Regions from separate parts of the Homo sapiens genome. Here region 1 is linked to region 2. Evidence: read pairs that join two places in POLR2A ChIA-PET (ENCODE). Cell type or tissue: IMR-90. All regions are shown on one strand. Links, peaks and the distances in the headings refer to the core of each region. The heading gives the core; the rest is flanking DNA.

What was found. Peaks named below come from ENCODE experiments on the same cell type or tissue, not always from the same donor. Only the 100,000 strongest peaks of a DNase experiment are listed, where the experiment ranks them.
Region 1: POLR2A ChIA-PET joins it to region 2 with 5 read pairs; 2 of 35 experiments call an interaction of 5 or more read pairs at or near these places.

The regions. Positions count from the first base shown.
Region 1 is chr11:12,767,140-12,776,653 of GRCh38, forward strand. All of the region lies in intron 3 of TEAD1 (TEA domain transcription factor 1), which reads left to right. Among named protein-coding and RNA genes, the nearest start is that of TEAD1, 97 kb to the left of the region's middle. RefSeq lists an enhancer at 1-400 and a silencer at 4,663-4,957. In IMR-90, for the core only: no CTCF peak of the experiment used is centred there; DNase peaks (open chromatin) are centred at 3,052 and 4,862; H3K27ac peaks cover 2,296 bases.
Region 2 is chr11:12,859,747-12,869,260 of GRCh38, forward strand. TEAD1 (TEA domain transcription factor 1) reads left to right here. Exons shown (of 13, transcript NM_021961.6): 4 at 2,504-2,568; 5 at 5,092-5,154. Among named protein-coding and RNA genes, the nearest start is that of TEAD1-AS1, 58 kb to the right of the region's middle. RefSeq lists a silencer at 5,096-5,390. In IMR-90, for the core only: no CTCF peak of the experiment used is centred there; DNase peaks (open chromatin) are centred at 3,525 and 5,275; H3K27ac peaks cover 494 bases.

The sequences.
Region 1 (9,514 bases), core at 825-8,824, 92 kb before region 2:
AGACAGTTGACTTGGGAGTCTCCCTGTTGAGGCCCCAGCCACTCGAGAACTGAATCATATGAGCAGTGTGGGGCCAGAGCTACTGTCCTGGGCTTTTGGCCTGTTCCCCATCTTACCATACATGAATTGGGACACAAACCAGACCAGGAGTCAGGGTTTCTTAAGGCCTTAAAGAGCATACTTTTTTTCTAAGGGTTCTGAAAATGAAAACATTTAAAGCATTTTTGAATTCCATGCAGTAAAATAAAAACGGTTTAGTCTTTTAGTGAAATACCGAGTGTTTTTTACTTGAAAGGGTTATGGTTATTCCAATATTTCAGAGCATTTGTAGAGTGCTTTGTGATGTCACTAATCCTGAGCCATTGGAGAAACAAGGTCAAGTGATTTATTTTGGTAATGAAATTTTGTTCGTGGTTGGCAGTAGGGCAAATGCAGTCTTATAAAGGAGAAAAAAGGACAACTCTATGATGAGGTTTTTGGCCACCGGAGGAGGTGGCTTCATTCGCTTTCTGCTAACTTGGTCTTTGGGGAGCTGAGACTTTATGTGTTTGGGCTGTGTGTGGATAGGTGGCTTCTGCTGTGGGCACCCTTATGTGTAGGCAGTCGTTTTTATGGATTACTAGAAGGGGTACGAGATGTCCTTTGACCTGGTTCCTAAGGGCATGTGTGCTCAGTCCCTGGGGCTCTCTCTTTCTCTGTGCTTGTCTTTTTCATTTTTTGTTTTTACACAGCTACGTGTGACTCTTTTCCTGGTAGATCATGGGAGAGGAGATAGATAGCAGGAGGACAAGATGAGAGGGAAGTTCTTGATCAACAAACTTATCCAGAATTGGATTTCAGAGGAGCAGGCTGTAGTTTAAAACAAAACAAAATAGATAGCAAACCACGGGAACACCTGAATTTGTTACTTTTGCAACTGAAAATCCCAGTCAGATAGACCCCATAATCAAATAGGGCAGGGACAGGAACTAACCTTCACTGGTTGCTTGCTGTAGAGGCAGAGAAGTATATAACACTTAACAGTCTGGACTCTATAAATAATATGAATCCTGGCCCTGCACTTCTAGATATCAGATTTTTATCGAGTTACCTTACTTCTCTGTCTCAATTTCCTCAACTGAAAAGGAGGATTAGATAGATCTTACTGTGTAGGATTATTAGAAGAATTAAATGAACTAATTGTTATCTGGAACACCACCACCCCCTGCAATGTTTGAACTGTATCTAGCATATAGTGAGAGGTATGTAAGTGCTTATGAACTGAAAACAAAGAAGTGCTCTCTGCCAAGCACTATGCTAAAGGCTCCACATACAATTCTGTCTAATGCTCTTAACAATGCTTTGAAGCTGGTATTATCATCCTCACTGTATAGACAGGAAGCTGAGTCTGAGAGGGGTAAAATGGCTTGCACATGGCCAATATAAATGGTATAGCTAGCAGGTTTCAAATTCAGGGCTGTCTGACTCTACATCTTGGACTTTTCTACTGAGCTTTTGTTCCTTCCTTGGTAGAGACCGTTATACATAAATCCAGTGAATCAGTATTGAGCCCCAGCGCAGCTGTATTCCAGCCCTGTGCTAGGGGTTGTCAGGGATACTGTAGTGAACCAGACAGACATGGTCCCTGCCCTCATGGAGCTATCTCAAGTTCATTTGCAGGAAACTGACCTGAGGTCAGGACTGTGTGCCAAAGCTTTCTGAGAAGTTTGAGAGCCCTTTGAAGATGGTCACCTTCCACTTAGCCTTTTGAAGCCTATTCTTGGCTACCAAGGTCGAGGGCACCTGGCCTGTTGCTGGCAGGAAGAAATCATCTCAAATAACATAGCGGAGAGGATCCCAGATCACAAGCCTGGCCTCGGTAGTGGCCAGGAGGATGTCTGGAAGATTCTAGTGCCCTAGGATCCTATAAGCAGTCTGGGCAGAGCTGTTGCTTCCAGACATCTTCCTGGCCACTATTGACTTTCTCCTTTTGCAAGCAGATGTCTTCAGGATCCTTGCTTAGGTCAGCTCCAAGGAAGGACCCTTTCTTACTGGGATACCAGGACTACTGGTCAGCCCCAGAGACCTGAATTGTGAGGACCAGCGAAGATGAGGGGGAGGGTGTCTCTAGTCAGTCCTCCCCCGCTGCTGACCTGTGCCCTGCCCACCAGGACAGCATAGGACTTAGGATTGCATCTTTCTTTACTTCATAGGAGCAGAAGTCAGAAGAGGAAAGAGGGCTTTTTAAATGAGGTAGTGGCAGAACTGACAAGGGGGTATCAGAATGAGAGTGCACACAAGTAAGTGGGAGTATGTATTGATTAGTCAGTACAGCAAAGAGACTGAAACCTGTGGTCGCTACACTCCTCTGGATGCAGAGGACTGGTCAAAAAATTGCAGAATCATCCTTTTATAAGATAGTATGTTCTCATAACAGCTCTTTGAGGATCAGGGAGGTAGGCTTTGTCAGTGGAGGCCCCAGAGCCCTGGTGTGGAAATGGCCATAGACTCCCAGCCCTGGAGGGTCTCCAGGCCTTGGCAAAGTGTTCTTCTCGGAGCTCCATATGAACATCATGTGGCATCTTTGATTTCCTCTTTCGGACCTCTGATTCAGGGTGTTATTTCAAGTTAATTGGTTAGAAGCGTGAAACAAACAGCTATGTGGTAGAACAGGCTAGAAGCTCCCAAAGCCGGGACCCCACCGATCACAGGATGTATTTCAAGGCCTGGAATATAGAAGGTGTCAGTAATGTTTGCTGAATAAATGCTTATGGGAGATGAATTATGGTTCAAACAGAGAACGTAGGTGATTAAGCCTGTAAGCCCTGAGGGCCTCTCCTGTGGGAGGAAGTGGCTAGAAAAAAAGAAGGAAAAAAAGAGGAAGATGTTTATTTAATGATCTTAGATTGAGAAAGAAGAAGCCCTATTTTTTATGTTGGCAAATGTTAGTTGAAGAGATAGAAAAGATTTCTGCACAAAATATGGACAATAGCAGAGCAAGGGTTAATTCTGGAATGCTCAGAACAGATGAGTAATGGGGAATTTTTGAAATAGTTTGGTTCCTGTGAGAATAGCAGGGCCAGCGTCATCAGCATTTTGATTGGGAAGCTTAATGTGTGGGGGGTATGCAAAAGTGTATGCACAAGGTGTGAGCTCATGTGCAATCCGGGTACAAAGTAGCTAATTAAAGATGGCTCAAGAATTGGTCATAAGGGAGGTAGAAGGAAAAGAACATGAAAGTATTACCAAGTTATGCTTTCCAACAGCTTTTCTGTGGCAGTGGATGAGCCCTGGGATTCAGGAAGATGTGGATTCATAAATCATTTATTGAGGGCCTGCACTGTGCTTTGAATGTGATGGGGACAACAGACATAAAATAACTTAAAAAGCTGACCTGTGTGAGCAGTTAACATACCAGGCACTTTCCCATTGCTATAGGATGTGCGATCTTGATTATTCCTCAAAAACAACCCAATAATATAGGTACTGTAATTATGCCCATTTTGCTGCTGAGGAAAGTGAGGTCCAGCAAGGTCAAGTTATTTGCTTGAGGTCACATAGTAAATAAGCTGTGGAGCTGACATTTACAACCAAGCCAGTCAATACAAATGACTCCAATATTGATATGGAAGGAAGTATATTCTGTACTAGAGATATACCTGGTTTAGTAGTGGAGCAGCACAAAGTGTGATCATTTATGATTGGGGAATTGACTTGTATATGTTTGAGAATGAAAGAGAGCATGAGACAGACAGACTTAGCTAACTTTGAACTTTGGGAAAAAGATCATGTAGCGGTTTTTAAACTTATTTTGGATTATAGATTATTTTGGATTTCCACCCCTTGGAGAATCTGTGGAAAGCTATGGACCCTTTCCCCCAGAAAAATCACATATTTGTATGTAGTTTTAGGACTGTTGCATGTAACTTCAGGCAAGTTCTGGAGCACAGGTTCAGACTTGCCCCATTGGGGAAAAGGAGAAGGGAAGGGCATTCTGGCTGAAGGAACATGTGATAAAGGCATGGAGGCCTGGAAGGGCACAGCCCTGATGTGCTTAGAAATGAAAATATCTCCTGGGGGAGGGGTACAGGAGCCAGCATTGTGTCGTTGCGGGTCCGAGTGCCATGCCAAGGTGCCTGGCACTCATCCTGGGGGCAGACGGAAGCCATTACATTTTTTTCAGGAGAGATGACATGTCTCAGCCTGTGTTTGACAAAACTAGATCTGAAGGCGTGAAGACAAGTTAGATGGCTGTTACAGTAGTCCGGTAGGAGAGCCTGAGGCCTGCACTAGGATGCAGGCGGTGCTGGTAGGAGGAGGGAGTTTCAGAGATAAAACCAACAGAATTGGCTGATGGGATGAGATTTGTGAAAAAGAAGGAGTTTGATTTCAGGTTCCACTTCTGGCTCATTGGGAGGATGGTGGTACTGTTAAGCGAGATGGGGAGTGGAGGCAGGAGAAGCAGGTTTGTAGAGAAGAGAGGAATGAGGAGTTAAGTTTTGTCATATGCTTGATGTACTGGATGACCATCCAGATGGAGATGACCTGTAAGGAGTTGGAAATTCCTGCCTAGAGCTCAGTCAGATTGAAGTTGCAGGGGTAGTTTGGAGCCTCATCATCAGAGAAGTGATCTGATAATGGCCTGTGATGCCCAGGCTCACAATTTATCAAGGGCAAAACTGGCATGGATATTAAATGGAATGTCTGTAGCACTGGGAGAGTAAAGTGATTGCCTTTTTCAGAAAAGGGAAGACAGATTAGTGGTTCCCAAGGCTCACTATCAACAGAAACACTCAAAGAGCTTAAAAGACAAAACAACTACTGACTAAGAATATCTGGGAGTATGGCCTGGGAAACTGTATTTCTAAATGCTCCCTGAGTCATTTGGGTGATCAGCCAGGTTTGAGAGCTGCTGGGCTAGCTGCAGTCTGGGTCCAAGAAGACAGGACCACATTTTTAGAGTGATAAACAAGTGAGCAGAGAATGAGGCTAACATTTGAAGCAGTCTTTATGAGGTTTTGGTGCAGGAAATGAATGACGCTAGTTTCATTCTTCAGTTTATGTTCACTTTCTACCTAGAGGGAACATTACCATGACCAGGTCTTCAGAGAGTTTGACCATGCATGGAAGGAGACACGGTATCCTGAAGGGCAGAACAAATTAAGAGAAGACTTTTTCTAGGACAGGGGAGACACTTGGCCATTTGGTTAGTTGGGGAAAAGAATTTATGAGTTGAGGATGTATTTGATGGAGCAAAACCCAGAAGAGACTTTAAAGGGAAAGGAGCCTCTTTTCCTCTGATGCAGAATGGAGGAGGATGGGGGGAGGGCCGAGAGGGGGCCTCATTGCTTCTCTCAAATGAAGGTTATTGTGGGCTTTTGAAAAGTAGAGCAAGCTTAGTACAGATGTACAGTATAGATGTTATCATTGACAGACAGGGATGATTAAAAGAACTACTCAGCAGTGAGTATTAGCAGAGAGTATTACTTTCTTTTTTATTTGAAATTTTTGTTGAGATACTGTAGATTCACATGCAATGGTAAGAAATAATACCCAAAGGGATCCTTTATGCATGTTGCCCATTTCCCCCCAATATGGTTACATTTTGCAAAACTGGAGTGTAATATTGCAACAAGCGGGATATTGGCATCCACACAACCCAGTGATACGACTCAGATTTTCCCAGTTTTACTTGAACTCGTTTGTGTGTGCGTACTAAGTTGTGTACACTACTTGTTGTGTGTTAGTCTTGTGCAGGTTCATGTCTCCACCGCCACAATCAGAATACAGAACAGCTCCAACACCACAGGACCCGGGTTGCCCTTCTCCCTAACTGCTGGCAACCACCGATCTGTCCTCTGTTTATAAAATTTTGTCATTTCAAACATGTTATATAAATGGAATCAGACTACATGAACCTTTTGGGATTGGCTTTTTTTCAACTCAGCTTAATTCCCGGGAGATTCATCCAGGTTGTGTGTATCAAGTTTGTTCCTTTTTATCATTGAGTAGTATTCTGTGGTGTGTATGTACCACAGTTTGTTTAACCATTCTGCTGTTCAAGGGCATCTGGGCTGATTCCAGTGTTCAGGCATTTCAAATCCACTGTGAACATACACGTATAGGTCTTTGTATGAAACTAAGTATTCACTTACATGGGATAAATGCCCACGAGTGTCATTTGCTGGCTCATATGGTATTTGTACATTCAGTATTTTTTTCTTTTAAACTGCCCAAGTGTTTTCCAGAGTAGTTGTACCACTTTACATTCTCACCTGCAATCTAGTTTCTCTGCATCCTCACCAGCATTTGGTGTCATCACCATTGTTTATTTTCATTGTGATAGGTGTGTAATTGATACCTCATGTGGTTTTAATTTGCATTTCCTTAAAGACTAACGATGTTGAACATCTTTTCATGTGCTTATTTGCCATCTGTATATCCTCTTCAGTGAAATGTCTGTTCATGTCTTTTGTTCGTTTTCTAATTGGAGGGTTTATGTTGTTACTGTTGTGTTTTTGGAATTCTTTTTTCTAGATACAACTCCCTTTTTTGGATATGTGGTTTGCAAAGATTTTCTCCTTATCTGTAGCTTATCTTTTCATCTTTTCTCATGGGCAAAGCAAAAGAACTTTTAGCAGAGCAAAACTTTTAACAGCGAAAGTTTTAATTTTGATGAGGTCTTATTTATTAGTTTTTCCTTTTGTGAGTCATGCTTTTGGTGTTGAGTCTGAGAACTCATTGCCTAGCCCTAGGTCCTGAAAATTTTCTCCTGTGTCTTGTTCTAAGAGTTTATAGTTGTATGTTTTAAATGTAGGTCTGTGATGCATATTACTTGTGAGGGAACCCATTGTCATGATTCTGTGATTTTCTTTACAAGAAGGTTATTGGGTTTATTCATATTTTGACAGTTGTTATGGCTTGGTCGTAGGAGTCTAAGTTGGGAAAGTGACAGGGTGAAGCTGGAGGGGCTGGTAGGCCATGAGGCATGCTGTTCAGAGGCTCTGGTGCATGTAGGAGAGGAGGCAGGACAGGAGGCTCTGGTCATGCATGGGAGAGGCAGCACTGAGATTAGAGATGGAAAGATTTCAGGGGATGAGTTTCGAGGTGTGGCCACAAATACGGTCAACTGATGTGAATGTGGGCGATGGACATGGGAGATGAGGAAGCAAGGCACTGTGAAGCTCATCCACAGTGACTTGATTAATCACTTAGATGCTGAACTTCACAGTGGTAAAGTGTGCATTTTTAAAGAAGGTACCGAAGTAAACCAGGTGCTGAGGGATTTCTTTGAGGAGTACATGGCCCCATGGATATGCATGGAAAGATGTTGATAGAGTGTAAGTGGTGTCTAAAAGCAGAGAGCAGAACAGTGGGACAGGAGGTATATCAAGGTCAGAAGAAAATGCCAACATTTCTACCTTCCTCTTCCCAAATTCTTCAGTTGGTCCAAAACTATACCTGTTTGTGATGTATAGTTATAGTTACATGGGCCAGCCATACAAGCTCTTTGAGCCTTGTTGCCATCACCAGTAGAATGGGGCTGGTAAGTCAGCATGTTTCTTTCTACCTCTCAGCAATGTTGAGAGAAAATGTAATTATGTATGAAGAAGTTCTTTGAATTCTTAAAATTAATGGTTTAATTAATTTAAACAGAAAACCAAATATCGCATGTTCTCACTTGTAAGAGAGAGCTAAATAAGGAGAACACATGGACACCGACACATAGATGAGAGCAATAGACACGGGGCCTGATGGAGGGTAGGAGGAGGGAGAGGATTGGGAAAAATAACGAATGGGTACCAGGCTTAATACCTGGGCAACAAAATAATCTGTACAACAAACTCCCATCACACGACTTTACCCATATAACAAACCTGCACATGTACCCCTGAACTTAAAAGTCAAAAAAAAGGAAGTTATATCATATTTTAAAAAAGTAATGCTTTTAGAAGTTAAGCCTGTTCAGGACTTGTTGGAAAAGTAGGAAAGAACACTATGGAACCATCAAACAGAGTTAAGCATCCCTAGTTCAGTTAGAGGGCTGTGTGGTTAAGGGAGAAATTGAGCTGAGCCCTCCTTTCTTAGGGTTTCTGTCAAAGAACAGGGGGACGGGGAGCTCCAGGGCAGACTTTTAGAGATCAGAGCCACAAATGATGGAAGGGACTGTTGCTGGGCAGAGGTTCATCAGGCCTCCCTCACAGTGGCCCTCCGCAGCATCAGAGGGAAGTAGAGAGTGGGTGGACATTTGTGTTCTTAGCAGCACAGGCCTGGATTCAACGATGTTTCTCTGTTCTCATCCCCACCGGACCCCCACCTCTAGAGCTTCAGTTCCTCACTCATCTGCTGCTGTGGCCTTCCATTTTACGTGAAAGCGTGTCTCTGATTTATTATTGTTGTTATGTATTTTATCCCGTTCCAGTGATAGTATGTGTTTAAAGTGGTCTTTTTAAAATAAATGATCATTATTGATGGTAGTGTTCTGTTGGTCTCTCACTAAAGGTGCTATTTTAGAGACTGTTCAACTTGATAAATCTAAATATAGAAGTGTGTTCGTTGGGAGGATCCTAGAAAAAAATCTGGAGGAATTTACAGTCTACTAATAGTGGTTGCCACAGGGAGATGGGATTATAGGAGACTCGGTTTCTATTATGTTTCTGTATTAATGGGATTTTTTCAATCGCAAACATATGTTACTTTTGGAATCAGAAGAAAAAAGATAATTGTGTCAAGTTTATTTTTTCCTCTGGTTCTGAGTAAAGGATATTCATTAAAGAAAAATGTGGAAAATAGCAAGAGTTAGAAAGCAAACCATATTGCCTGGGTCCACTGTGGTGTGGTGTTTACTGGCGGCGGGGGGTTCACCCGGGGAAGTTACGGCAGGGTCACAGTGGGCAGGGAGGGGTGCAGGGGTGTTTGGAGAGCATCTCTCCCTTCCACTTGTGGGTGGCTGAGGTATCAAGCTCAGGGGACAGGTGGTCAGAGAGTGGCAGTGCTAGGGCGGGGGAGGAGAACAGGGCATTCTTATTATAGGTTTTAGGACATTGGTCCGGGACTTCAACAGGTGCCCTGGCCACTTGAGTGTGTCAGTCAGCTGGCCCAGCTCAGAGACGCATAATTCCAACATTCATGTATTATGGTAAGATGGTGATGGGAGAGAGAAAGGAAGACGTCCACATCCATTCCTTGAATGTGCATAGGCTCACACCGCAAATAGAATGAACGGGATCCACATCTCTGCTGAGTATTTTTCGTTCAGCTTGTACATGAGAGTAGACGTGGTTTATTCCTAGAGGGTTGGGGGCTTCTCTCTGCCAGTAATGTTTTTGATGGCCATGTTATCCTTTGTAATAGATTCCTGGCAAGTAATCTTGTATTTGTGCTGCCTTTGGACAGAGGTGGGTAGATTTTAGAGAACAAAAACACTGGGTACTTTACAGTGTGCTACAGATTCTCATTTAATTATAATTTTTAATTATAATAAAATAAACTTGCAATCCGAATGTGTTTGATCGGCTTGATAGTGACCTGCTAT
Region 2 (9,514 bases), core at 687-8,686:
AATGGAGTAGAAAAAATGTAAGGTTCTGTTTTGAGGTCTGAAAATCTCAGCTATGCATTAAAAAGACTGGAAACAGGGGTAGGGACATATCAGAAGACGAGCCCGTATGAAAAAGACCTAGGAGTTTAAGTTGGCATATATTGATAATTTATTGTGCTCCTTAAAAATTTAATGCAGTGTTTGGCTGCATTAACAGAGGTAGAGTATTTAGGATGAGAGAGGTAATAAACTGACTCTGATGCTATAGCAGGAGCACTGCCACAGTTCTGGACTCCAAGCTTTGAAAGGAAGACAGACAAAGGATGGTCACAGGATGGTGTGTGGGAGTGTTCCAAAGCTTGTCAGATAACAAAGTAACACAGGAGGTTTAGCTTGTGTACAACTCCAAGAGGACCCCAGAGCTGCTGTTAATATCTGAAAGGCAGTTAAATAAATAAGGGACTGGACTTCTTGTTAAGAGGAACAGGAAGGATCTGGGGATGAAAGTTAAAGCAGACCCCCAAAAGGAGGGTCTTCTTATTCTTAAATATGTTCTAAGATAGAATGGGCTACTTCCTCAATTTTAGAAGTGCTGACTAAGGCTTATGAGGACTTTCAGGAATGCGAATGGATGACCTAGGGGTACTTTCTAGCCCCCAGATTTCATGATTCCTTTGCCTTCCAGTGATGACCATGTCCTGCACAGTCCCAGCACTGGCAGGTGGTGGACAGAGCCATGACTCTAGGACATTCTAGGCAGTGATGAGAGAGTCTTCGCAATTCTCAGACAAGATTTCCCTAAGGACATTTTGATGTTCGTCTTCATCAGTGTTTCCAGTTCTTTACTCTGCTAGGGAAGATCTGGGGGATATGGTCACTTCCTTTCAGCAGAGGCTGTGTTATTTCCTCATTCATTCTTTTCTCTGTGCCCAGCAGTGTGCTAGGTGCTAGGGGGACATTGAGGAAGAAGACAGAGTTCTTCCCCTCTTCAAGTATGCAGTATATCTGGGAGGAAGTAAGACAACAAACACAAATTTTACAACTAACTATAAAGTTATAAATACAGTTACAGTTTGGGTACATCCTAGGAAGAAGTACAGTTTTTGCCACCATGGGGGTGTAGAACAAGGCAACCAAACCTAGTTGGGCAATTAGAGAAGACTTCCCCAAGGGAGTGACATCCAAGTGAGGCCTTGAAGGAGAAATAGAATCTAGCACAATGGTCTCAGGCTGGTGAAGCACATGAGTGAATGCCACAGCAGCAAGCTTCAGACTTGTTCTTGACCAAAGGAATTTTTCACAAGGATAGAGCTGAGCTGATACAAAGCCAGCCAACAGTAGTGCTATGAAATGGTGGTTTTCCATTTACTGTAGAAAGTATGTAGAAATAATTTCAGTTCCTGGTATTAGAGCAAGTTGAAGTCGTAAATAGGACCTGCTTAGAAGAACCCATGTCTTGTATGAGTGGTTTTTATTTCACGTGGTATTTTGGTAATACATTCTCTGCTTAGCTTCTGGGGATATTTTTTCCTATCATGGTTTTCTGAAGTCAGGTTGTCTGAGACTTCTCAGTTTCCTGGTGGGATAGGGCTAGAAGGTTTTTGTTTATACTTTTGGGCATTGTTCTTTCCCCAGAAGGTTATATAACTTGGAGGAGATTGAGTCATTTTTTTCACTGACTACCTTTAGGGGGTGTCTGCCTTCGTACTGTTAGCTTCTTGTCATTGTCCGGCTTCCGTGGCCACAGCAGCTCGTTCGTTCTCTTGTGGCTGTGATTTTAGCTGGAGTAAACTATGAGTAGAAACTTGAATAAGAAGGAAAGTGAATATGAATGTGAATATGAAAAACCAAAGACTAGAAGAGAACTGGGTTTGTTTAGTCCCAGACTAATCCTTGTCTGTATTTGTTGCTTATATGAGTGACCCACCACCCACAGCATACAAACAGACAAAAAGGCACATCTTAAAAAGATAAATTTCAGCTGGGTGCGGTGGCTCATGCCTGTAATCCCAGCACTTAAGGAGGCCAAGGCGGGTGGATCACCTGAGGTCGGGGGTTCGAGACCAGCCTGACCAACATGGAGAAACCCTGTCTCTACTAAAAATACAAAATTAGCTGGGCGTGATGGCGCACGCCTGTAATCCCAGCTACTTGGGATGCTGAGGCAGGAGAATCACTTGAACCTGGGAGGCAGAGGTTGCCATGAGCCAAGATCGTGCCATTGCACTCCAGCCTGGGCAACAAGAGTGAAACTCTGTCTTTTTTTTTTTTTTTTTTTTTTAAAAAAAAGGATAAATTTCTATTCTTAGATGCTGGTCTAAGTTCAAATTTAAATGCCTTTCATCTTAATTTTTCCTAGTAAACATTTTTGCAGACAATTGTGCTGTTTTATTTTTCTAGTATTAGTAAACACATAGTTGTAATTTTAAAATTCTTGATTCTGAATTTTGTTTTTTGCTTTCAAGGGCTTTGTTGGTTTGGTGTTTTGGTAACCCACCTCATGGTAAATTCTTCTTTCTTTCAGGTAGGAATGAATTGATAGCCAGATACATCAAACTCAGGACAGGCAAGACGAGGACCAGAAAACAGGTAAAATAACCCACCTGGAAATTGTGCATGTCAGCGAATGGCCCAAAAAGGCATTTTGGCTGCAGTGGCTGGCTATGCTTTGGCTCCTAGGAGCCCCCAATTTGAGTTCCCTGTAAGGACGTCAGTGTTGGAGGTATTTTAAATTGGCTCAGTTTTCACTGTTCATCATTTCAGTGACCCTTTATTATGTGGTCTTACAAGTTCCTTTTATACTCACATGGGAAAATGTCACTGCTAAGGACGGTGTATGAACCGCTCCTGTACTGTATTTCAAAGCTGACATTTCTTTCCCAAAATGTGCACCTGTGAACACTGCAAAAACTGCAAGTGCAAATGCACTTGCAGGTCATGAAATTTTGAGGTTTTGTGCATTGTAAAATCCTGGAGCGATTATATATTAGTCATAATTTCAATGAAAAAGTAACGCCAGCAGCCTTGAGTATTGGCCTGAATGTAATGCTAAATGATGTGCGTCCAGGGAACTGTTGCTTTTTAAGCGATGGCTTTTTGTCAGTAGCTGCTGTGACTGAAATGAAGTTACAACTTCAATACCTCTGTGCAGAGCAGTATCAGGAATTCTCTGCCCTTTGGCAGAGCTCTGCCTTTCCTCGTTCTTTCAGATGTAAAACAGCCCAAATCTCTGACATGAGCCAGTTTAGAACTGGAACGAATGAGAAATTAGTGTTTAACTAAAAACAAAAAAAAGAAAGGAGGAAAAAAAAAACCCTAAAAACCTCATGGGTGAGTTGTTCACAGAAAAGAATTATTTTTTAATGTCGATTTATGCTGAATGATACAGCATGAACCTTAAAAACTGTAATCAGACCAAAAGGCTAACTAAACCGTGGTCTCATTAAGATTGAGCAGCAGATTTCAGTTCTCTTCCCAGTGAGGAATTGTTTTCATGAGTGTTTATAACGGGGAGAGGCTTTTCCCAGGAATGCTACTTGTGCCACAGCCTGGGAGCCTGGCTGCTGAGTCAGCACAAAGAGAGGTGGCCTCCTGCCAGCACGCAGAGGCAGCGCATTGTCTGTTTGGGGGATGCTAGTGGCCCTCGTCAAGTCAGAGAATCACAGAAGAACAAAATTCGGGTGAAAACAAGTAACAGCAGGAGCCAGATGGAGGGCTGAAGAGGATGGGGGAGTTTCTGCTTCTCTGTACTTAAGAAAAGTACCAAAGCAAATTGGAAAAAAAAATAATTGAATAATTGAAGCTCAAAGACAAAGTTAAAGATAAAAGGACCGTTTATTATAAATCCTGTTTTAGAGCCGCTGGAGAGTTGGAAATGGGGTAATCACCACACAGTCTGAGTCGCTGAACTTTTAAATGGAAAGTTCTACATTTCGGAAACCAGTGGATCTAATCATCTACATTCTGACAGTGCGGGACCTGGGCTGTCTGCTGGTCTGTGAGCTCTGGTCATTTGCCCGGTGACCCCTTCACTGAGGGACTCTTCTAAATTTAACCAAGTCCCACTGAAAGAGATGCAGATTTCAGTGGAATCATTGTGTTTCAGAAGCTGGGCTCGGCTACATTTCCACGCCCCGGCATCCTGGGGATGTTTTTAGGCAGCAGTTGGTGATACCTCTCCAATGTGAATTTGTTGTTCAGCAAATCCATGTGGTTTTCAACCCAGATTTTTAACAGGATGGCTGGCTGGCTGTATTCACACATTTCGCTTTGTAATAATATGCAAATCCACTTGGCGCCCAGTCAATACCCAAAAGAGTGGAAGGATTAAAGATTTTTATAAGGGCAAAAAAAAAAAAAAATAGCTCTGCTAACTGGGTCTTTCCATTTCTCTTTGAGATCTAATTTACATGTCAGTATTATTTTAACGTTTGCTACAGAATCCAGAGCTCTTAATGAGATCAGAATACAACCAACAGCTTCAGCTTTTTGATTCTGCAGAATGTGCTAATTTATGGATAGTCTCTTCTAAATTGAGAAAAAGGGATTTTCCCTCCTGATACTGAGAAGCTATAAATATTTTCATTTACCTTTACTCCCACCTTTTTAATTTTAGAATGAAAACAGCCCCTCTCATCCCTCCCAAAATTAGTTTTTCCCAGTGCCCATGATTTCTCTTGGGTGGGAAGACTAAGATGAGTCTTAACTTTCATCCTGAATCAAGTCACTGCAGTGATGACCCAGTATGAAAAGCTTAGAGCAGCGCTGGGGGCTTGTGTCTGGCTGGGACTGTGTATTCCTAACTGCAGAGCTTTGTTGAGATGCAAATAACCACCCCCCAACCCCACCCCAAAACCCTCCCAAAGAGTAGCGATTTTATATTTGATTTCCTTTTTTGTTTTGTTTTGTTTTGTTTTGTTTTGTTTTGTTTTGTTTCCCCTCATAAACCCGAACAATGTAGGTGTCTAGTCATATACAGGTCTTAGCAAGAAAGAAAGTTCGAGAAATTCAAGCCGCCATTAAGGTACGTCTGGCTTGCCCACTTGTAGGGGGCTTTTCATCTCCATGGTTACAGGCTTTTCCTTTGTTTTCCTCCCTTCCCCTACCCTGCAGGTGTCTAGTCACATTCAGGTTCTTGCCAGAAGGAAATCTCGTGATTTTCATTCCAAGCTAAAGGTATGCGCTTTTCTGCTTTTTGGCTTGTGGTTGCTATGCATCTCACTTCCTGTTTTCCATGGTGACTGGTGAATGCCTGGTGCTGGGATTCTCGTAACCTAGTTTCCTTGCATGTGAGAGCTGTTTACATTTCTTTGTGTTTAATCTCTCTGTTTCTGTACTAGCCTCACATTAAACTCAATGTGTGTGAGCGCGTGTGTGTGTTTGCGTGTGTGTGTGCGTGTGTATGTGTGTGTTCCTAATAACAATGCAAATGCAGCAGAGAGCTGGTCTTGATAACTTTTCAGCACAGAAACATGATTTTTTTTTTTTAACCTTCAGATGTCCACCAAGCAGCCATGGGCTAGGAAAGCTTAAAAAAAGAAAAGTCCAGAGATGCAAAATTGAGTAGAAATTATTTAGAAAGAATCATTTCCAAAGTGGTCATGAAATTACCTTTTTAAAAAATTTAGAAATTATTTTAACTCATGCTTTTGATGTATTTTTAAGAAGACTTATAAAAAATACGTCTTTTTCATGCATGTCTCTTCCCTCAGAGTATTTTCAGCCAGATTTCTTCCACATTGCTTACTACTGTTTTTTAAGTGAATGGCGCTCTTATTAAAAGAGAAATCTGAGCAGTGGCCTTTAAAAAAAAAAGATAGATCTTAGAGATGGGAAAACTCTTGATCAAACCCATTTGCAGTTTCATTTGTACTTGAGTTTGCTTAAATTTTTTTTTACTTGTACCTCATTTTTCAGTCTCAAAATATATTTTATAGGAAAAATGGGGGCATTGATAATTTTTCATATACAACTTCTTTCTGCTTTTTCCCTTTATAAAATTTATAATAAAACATACCTGACTTTTATTTTTCTGTAATGCCCTATTTTAGAAATGCAAAGAGATTATAGTTTGCAAGGAGGAGCTTTCGTTTATAATAAAAATTGATTTTGGCACATATTGATGGCTTTCCCATGTGCCTTTTTCGGTTCTGTTCTGATATTTTTCTATACAGTAATTAAATTTGTGGTTTTGTTCTGAACTAAAAAACAGTGTAGTCTCACAACACTTGAGTGGTGAGCACTGGGACTCTTCCCAAAGTCCTTCGACTTTTTTTTATGCAAACAAGGCTGGCTGTGGAATAGGACAAGTGATTAGGAAGGAGCATTTGGTGTGCCCTCTGCAGTGGGCAGCATGCTGGCTCGCTCGCACGTGTGGCTGATGGTGGCTGGCTTTTAGCTGCACTGGCTGAGCAGTTGGAAGACTAAGATAACTTTGTAGATCCTGCTTTTTAACCAAAGGTGCAATACTCTCTATATGGATGTAACTACCCCAGTTTTTGCTCAAGTTCTGACTCTGTTTCTAGTTTCTCTGAGCTAATGAATTAATGATGTACAAAGAAGTTTACAGATAACAATGTTGTTTCCATCTGTGATGATATGAATTGCTCTATTTCTGCACTGTCTGTGTGGTTCCTGTGGACTCACCAGGGCACACAGCCTTAGACTGAAAGCCCTATAAGTGAGGAATAAAGCTCTTCTGTTCAGAAGGGATTCCCATGTGATATAGGAAGCACTCTTTTTCTCACTTGGTGAATTTTAGAGTTTTCTTCCATAGAAACAATTTTTCTGTTGCTTTATACATGTACATATGTAAAAATACACAGCGGTATTTATGTTTGTTTCTAAAAAAAAATTAACAATAATAAAAAAGAAACATTCCCCTGACTTTCAGCCCTGGGCCACTCTCTTTTGGGGCAGGCACAAGGAAGAGACAGAAACAGAAGCAGTAGGATAGCAACTGGCTCAGCATTTAAGCTCCAAGAACCACCTCCGTCTTCTTGTAGTTTCTTCCGTTCTTTCCTACCATATTGTTCTTGGAAAAATGGAGTCCTTTGTTTTTCCATCTGCTAATACCAACTGAGTGTTCCAGGCATGGTGCTTGCTCACTGTGATGGGCAGTTAACAGCCAATATCCTGTTCAGGGAGCTGGCCATGTAAATGGGAATGTAAACTAGAGGAGCACTTTGGGTAATAGCGGGAGCAGCCAAAATGAAATGTGGGGTGCATCCCGGGGATGAGCTTCGTGGAGAGTATACTGTTAAGTTTGGCAATTGAAAGAGGAAAGGCAGCCTAATGCGTGCTCCCTCATTTAAGCTCACTATGAAGTGACTTACAGTATTCTGCTTTTGGGGCATGATACTGAGGAAACTGGGGCTGAGAGAGTATAATTGACTAGTCACAAAGCCTTCCTAGTAAGTGGTGAAGCCAGGATTTGAACTCAGATCTTTTTGCACCCTAAACGAATCATTGTTTTAGATAAAATTTTATCTAGTGAAGGTGGGAGAATGTTTTCAAGCAGAGGGCTTCACACCAGCACACTGTACCTAAACTGTCACCCCTCACAGTCTTTGGGGCTGGGCATTCAGCCTTTGCTACCAGCCCTTCACTTGGCATCCACATTTTAACTTTGAGCCCTTGGTCAAAACGTGGACTTAATTTGGGTTGGTGCTGTGAGGGTCATCAGTAACTGGGGGAATGACATGGTCCTGGAGACAGAGCTGCTTGGCACCACTCTGAGGGCATTAGGACAGTCGCAGAGAGTGAGGCTGTCTGTCACCTGCTTGCAGGAGTTGGTGCTGCTTTCTTTCACTCCCTCCATGAGCATTTTATCTCAAAGGCAGTATACTTAACCTTCCTAACCAGCCATTACCAGGATATGGGCTCAACTCTGTTGATGTCCCAGCTCCATCCATACCCCCTTGTTCAGCTCTGGAATCTAATAGCACATTTGTGAGGAGGCAGGGACAAGCATCTTTACCGAGGTCATCATGGGGTCAGGCTGATAGCCATGGTCTTCTTGGCCTCCCACACTAGCTAGTGAGATAAACTCGCTACAGATAATTGAGGTCATCCCAAAAGACAACAAGGATAGCTTCTGGGTGGGTGGGGAGCAGAGGGGAGTGGCAGGAAGTATCCAAGCTTAAAAGAGACACTGTGCTTTGCCTGGGAAGATGTAGGAAGGCCTCCTGGAGCAGGTGGCTGGTGGCTGACCATCCCAGTAACTATCCTTGCAGACACTGCCCTAGCCAGGTTGGTTACCACTTCTCCACAAACTCAGACGTCGAAGGGGTAGACAAAGGTCTATGGTCCTCATGTGAAGACCGAAACCAGACTTGCATTTGTCTGTCCCTCTGTGGAGTTGGAAAAGTGGCTTACCCGCAATGGAGGCCACTGCCAGATGTGTCTTCCTGGTGAGTCTTCTTGCTTATAAGCTTCTCTTTACTTTCCAGGGAAGGGTGTGGCAGAGTTCTTTGGGCTGGTGTTTTCCAGCCTTTTTAAAGTAGCAAAACTCATGTTTTGAATTGAAGCTTACTCCCTCAAATCCTTAGTAATGGCCTCTTAGGCTATTCCATTGAATCAGGTTTGAAAAGCCCCCTGTTTTAGGCAGAAGGAAAAGGAGGTGTCTACCTCTTATGCTGTCCCTTCCAGCCTTTACAGAGAGCTCCTGTGTCCCATTTAAAGCCCATGTTTTTAAATTCTGTAGTTTTGAAGTTCTGCCATGTTCCTAGGAAGAAAACAGACTCCAGGAGAGAGTGGTCATTTGATGTCACATTGATAGATGAGTCATCCTAGCTACAAAAGTTACTCTCCTGAAAATCCGTTAGAATAAATTCTAAAGGTCAGCTTTATGCTTCTACTAATTGGCAGTTGTTCTCAATGTGCTTGTTTGTGGACTAGATCACCCCCAAATTGTGTAGACTTAAATTTTAGTAAAGAAAAAAATTGTTCTAGTGAAAGTCTAAGATTTCTACGTAGATTTGAACTTGAAAAGCATAGGAATGATTACTGAATTCAGTCCAGTGGTTTTCATTGAGAACCTAAGTGTGTTCTAGGTCCTTTTGTAGACGTTGGGCACATAGAATTGAATCCAGAGTTTCTGTTCTTGAGGAACATTGAACTTTTCTGTTATTTTTCCAGTAGATATCCACAGCTAGGGGGCTCTGCAGTAGAAATTAAACAGGATAGTGCAGAGGCTGCCCAAGTGAAAAGAATGATTCATTCTGGGAGTGAGGGAATTAAAGCTTCATGGAGAAGTGTCATTAGAACTAAACATAGTTGAAGGCAGAGAATTTCCATAAAGTTGGGACTATCTGGGGGACCATGAAGAGCATCATGTAATTGGGGACATGCGGTGGGAGGTAAGACTGGAGGAGCCTAAGGGAAGGGCCCTCGATTATCCCACTGAGGAGAAGGGATTCATCTGTGGGCCTAGGGGCATACATGGGGTTCATTCAAATTTACCCTCTGGAAAGACCTCGCCAGCCAGGTTTTGCAGGATAGCTAATAAGAGGGAGGCCAAGCTGGAGTCAGGGAG